Regions from separate parts of the Homo sapiens genome. Here region 2 is linked to region 1. Evidence: chromatin loops called from intact Hi-C (ENCODE). Cell type or tissue: dorsolateral prefrontal cortex. All regions are shown on one strand.

The links. A loop is a pair of places that touch in the nucleus more often than their neighbours do. Peaks named below come from ENCODE experiments on the same cell type or tissue, not always from the same donor. Only the 100,000 strongest peaks of a DNase experiment are listed, where the experiment ranks them.
Region 2: it touches region 1 in a loop (3-fold over the local background); 47 of 110 quality-filtered maps call a loop at or near these places.

Annotation. Positions count from the first base shown.
Region 1 is chr7:37,233,496-37,235,995 of GRCh38, forward strand. The region is part of intron 7 of ELMO1 (engulfment and cell motility 1); the gene reads right to left. Among named protein-coding and RNA genes, the nearest start is that of ELMO1, 210 kb to the right of the region's middle. In dorsolateral prefrontal cortex, CTCF peaks have their summits at 1,548 (motif pointing right) and 1,755; no DNase peak of the experiment used is centred here; H3K27ac peaks cover 2,500 bases.
Region 2 is chr7:37,508,940-37,511,439 of GRCh38, forward strand. No RefSeq gene overlaps it. Among named protein-coding and RNA genes, the nearest start is that of ELMO1, 61 kb to the left of the region's middle. In dorsolateral prefrontal cortex, a CTCF peak has its summit at 1,316 (motif pointing left); no DNase peak of the experiment used is centred here; H3K27ac peaks cover 1,093 bases; H3K27me3 peaks cover 600 bases.

The DNA of each region.
Region 1 (2,500 bases):
GAGCCTCTATTTTTTCAGCTGAAAAACTAGATGGTGATATCTATCTAGCCACAGAGCTACTTACTTAATAAAGTATGTAGCATATAGACACTCAGTAAATGGTGGCTTAAAGAAAAGCTTCTTGGCTAATGAAATTTGGAGCTGCTTAGGCAGGGCAATGTGCTTCCTTTATTACCCATACACATCCAAAGAGAAAATTAAAAATACTTCTATTAAGAGAATTAGTACTTTTTTTAAGTGGTCTATACATCCCTCTGTGTGGACACACAGATACAAACATGTATGCAAGTAAACATACTCATTTTGATTTTGGCCAGCATTTCGTCTTTAGTTAGTAACTTTTCTGGCATATCGATGGAGATAATCACTCCACATAATGGGTTTGCTGACCAAAAGACTTGCTGAGATTCAGTAGGCTATAAGGTGGGTCTAATATGTGGTTTGAAAATCCAAACAGAGATTAGGCTTGGGCAAATGCAGTTCCACCTAGGACCCTTATTAGACAATATCCTGGTGTCTACAGCTTTCAAAACAACACTTTAGCAGAGACTTAGATACACAGAATCTTTCATAGATATTCACCTTTATTGTAAATTATCATCATTATAAGTATTAACACCTTTATGATAAATACTCTTTCTTTGAGTACATTGAATTATGCCAGTCAGGATCTGTACACTGTATTATGTAACAGCACTGATTCCTAGGTTCAATTTTTAAAAAAATAAAGTTGGTTATATAGATTTTTCATTTGTAGGCTCATGCATACCATTATTGATATCCTACAAAGTCTCCTAACATATTTAGATTGAACCTTCCAACTAGTTTTATTTCCAACTAGTAGAATAGAAAACAGGTAACATTTCTTTTAAAACAGCTTCTCAATTTCCCTTCTTCCTACTGTTCTACTCAGCCCAGCCTCAAAAATGACCTTTGAAATTCTGCATCACCACAGAAGATGTAATGCTAAATGGAACCTATAGAAGGGGAAGTGGTTCTCAGGGAAAGACAATGATCCAAAGCTGCCGGAGACCAGGGGCAACAGAGGGGATGCAACCAGCTAAACGAAAACGGCTAAGTAGGTAGTTTGTGGAGTCAGACAGCAGGGGTTCTCCCTTCAGCCCTAAGTGGGCAAGTTATGCACCATCCTATGCTTCTCTTTCCTCATTTATTAAAAATGGGGATGATGATGATGATGATGATGGTAGTGGTAGTCACAACTAGCTCAGAGATTTTTGGAGAAATGAAAACAAGCAAACATGCTTAAAGCCCTCCAAATGCTGTGCAGTGAATTGTAAGTAGCGTGTGAGTGTTACTACATTCTCACTATGCAAAAGTGAGATTTTTAAAACGTGAATGAAGGACAAGATTTTCAAATGTTTCACCTTGTGTTAAGGATTCTCTGTTCTTAGAACTAGAAAATGAAAACAAAAACAGCAATGCAAGGAAAGCCAAACCATTCAGACCAGATAGAAAAGCAGCTAATATCTCTGGCTTTTCAGAGCTGCAAAGGGCAACCTCGATCTTACAGGTGCCCCCTAGGTGGCATCAAAGGATCATGCCTCAAAAAGAAATTCCAAACCAGACAACACAAACTTATTTGAAGAAAAGAACAGAACATTAGAAAGACAGGTGGAATAATGGGTTGAAGAGAGTATTGAGTAAGGTTAAAGAAAAATTCCAGAATGACTCTTTCTACAGACAATGGATCACAAGAAAATCCAAATATCAGATTGCAAAATAAAAAAAAGAAGAAGAAAAGAAAGTAAAAAGACTGCCTCAGGAAAATAAGAGCCAGGAAATAAAAGCAATTAGTAAGATTTATTAATAGACTGGGTAGGCATTAGTATTACTGTGAAAACATCATTACATAATAACATACAGCATGAGCAGTAAGCAAAATTAGCTCATTTATTTTATTTACTTAAAAAGAGGAAAAACAAGAACCAAATGATAACTAATAGTGGATATTTGGTCATACCCAGCATATTAAAAGACCTCAAATGTCAAAAAAATTCCCATATACACGCCATGGGAGGACAGCATTCACAGCATCTGTACAAGGCAAAAAACCTGCCTCAGTAACATCAACAGCAGCACAGGCAATGGAACAGGCAGTGGCAGAGAAACACACACACTACTGAATCAAACTATTAGCCTAGTGCCGTGGTTCATGCCTGCAATCCCAGCACTCTGGGAGGCTGAGGCAGGCGCATCACCTGAGGTCAGGAGTTCGAGAGCAGCCTGGCCAACGTGGTGAAACCCCGTCTCTCCTAAAAATACAAAAATTAGCCAGTCATGGTGGCGGGCGCCTGTAGTTCCAGCTACTCTACTCAGAAGGCTGAACCCAGGAGGTGGAGGCTGCAGTGAGCCAAGATCGTGCCATTGCACTCCAGCCTGGGCGACAGAGTGACTCTGTCTCGAAGAAAGATAAAACAAATAAACCAATAAACAACAAAAAATACTCTTCTCTGCATTCCCATTAGCTAGACAGCACTCA
Region 2 (2,500 bases), 280 kb after region 1:
AGCTCCACCACCATTCCTGTAGGAAAGACTCATTGTTCACACATGCTGGGCTTAGAGAGCAGTATTCTTCCACTGCCCAGGAAAGAGAAATATAGTGTCTCCTTCCCCCTTATGTTTTGTAGTATTGATGCAGGGGGCACGTGCTGTCAACTCACTCGGAGCTATGCACACAGAAATTTCAGAACGTTTTAAATGTTATAAAATTGCAAGTTAATAGCAGAAAGGGGTATTTGAGGAAATTAGTCTTTCAAATAATTTATCAGAGTGCTTACAATTCCCATTTCAAGGCAGGTGAAGTAATAATGGATGGTTGGGACTTGAATCATATTCAATGCATGAAGTAGAAAGGCCATCTGCATCCAAATTGTTTGAGTAAATGGAAGAACCAGAACTGTCTGGGCAGATATTGCTGCTGCTGCTGCTGTCACCGTTTTAACTCGATGCCGAGTGGCAGCCCTGGGAGAAGGCAAAGAGAGCTAATGCTCATTGCCTTAAACAAAACCTTCCACGCGAATCCACATGCTACCCTTGTACCTCCCAGGCTATTTGAACCAGAAGTCAAAAAACAATCAGTGAAGAGTTTGGTTTCCTTCGAGAGAGAAGCCCAGCATTAAAATGCTGGTCTCTTCCTTGAATATGACTCCCTTGGTGTTCTAAAATAATAAAATGGCAATATCCTTTTAAACCAAAAAGCAATCTCCTCAAAATAATTATAGTGCATCAAGGATAACTTGCAAATATGCTCCAGGAAATCAAGGCAAAGAGCAAATCAAGGGAAAAATAGATATTTCCTCAGTTAAGGCTGATGCAAATGGCAGCACTTTTATAGCATTTGGTCCTGGCAACATGGCTCAGCTGGGAGAAAGAACACCTAAAACCTGAATCCCATTAATTTTACAATACTATTTCCGTAGGGTTTCCACTGAGACTTAGCAGGGTTTTTAGTATCCTTTTGTGGGAACATCAATACAATTATTTGTGGAGTACTTTGCAAAATGATCTGGGTCAATAATATACAGCCAGAATAAAGCGAAAAAGCCTAGTTTGGAGCTCTATTACCACTAACAAACCCAGCTCCACTGAGCAATTGTTTTTATGTGGTGATTTAAATTATGCAATAATTTAACCGACATGCTCTGTGAGAGAATCATTTATCCTCTGTTCTCTAACATGGCTGTCTTGGAAAGACTTACACCTTTAGAGAGAACATTAAACTAAGACAGCAAATAAGAGAGGAAGAAAAAATGATCACAAATACAAAATTTAGGGGAAAATGCCACCTTGACTCCCTCCTGCCCTCTGCTGGGTATTGTATGCATCCTCAGTCCACCTCAGTTCTTTCTACAGGACAGTGTTGAGGTGATCTGGGTGTGACAAATATTTCTATTCTGGTGAATCTTATAGGTAAATATAATGAAAGTGAGTCAAGGGTTTGCTTTGTAAGTTTTCTGTTTTTTAAAATTGGGATAAAATAGACCTAAAAGTCCTCATTTTAGCCATTTTGAACTATACAGTTCAGTGACATTAAGTATACTCACCTTATTGGGAAACCATCACCACCAACCATCTTCAGAATGTTTTTTCATCTTGCAAAAGTGAAACTCTATCCATTGAACACAAACTGCCCCTTCCCACCCTTCCCCTAGCCAGTTTGCTTTCTGTCTCTACGAATCTGAATGCTCCAGGTACCTCACGTAAGAGGAATCATACAGTATTTGTCATTTTGTGATCAAATGTTTATTTTTAAAACTCATAATGAAATACTATAAGAATATATAGGTAACAATGAGAGGAGATGAACGAAGGAGTATGTAAGAGTTTTGGGACAAACATATGAAGGAGGAGAGAGGGAGTTAGCAGGAACAAAGTGACAAAATGAGAGAGCAGCAGTGTAGCAAATCCTGGCAATGTGCTTCCCTGTTAAAATGCTGTGACTTGGCTGGGTTCGGTGGCTCACGCCTATAATCCCAGCACTTTGGGAGGCCGAGGTGGGTGGATCACTTGAGGCCAGGAGTTCGAGGACAGCCTGGCCAACATGGTGAAACCCCATCTCTACTAAAAATACAAAAAATTAGCCAAACGTGGTGGTGCATGCCTGTAATCCCAGCTACTTGGGACACTGAAGCAGGAGAATTGCTTGAACCCAGGAGGTGGAGATTGCAGTAAGCCCCCAAGATCCAGCCACTGCACTCCAGCCTGGGAGGCAGAGCATGACTCTGTAAAACAAAAACAAAAAGAAAAACAAAAAAACAAACCTGCTGTGACTCAAAATAAGCACCAAAGAAGTAAATTGCACAAGGATCTACAACTAGCATATGCTGGAGCCTGGTTTGACTCTATCCTTTTGGGCTCCAGAGGTTCACTGGATCCATGTCCTTATCTCATGAACCAGTTTCTTCCAGTGCAGTTTCTCATTTTGTAAAACGTTAAGAAATTTTCCAGGGGTTAAGAGTACGGCCCTTGCTCACTGTTCATCTCATGCATGCAGTGATCACCTATC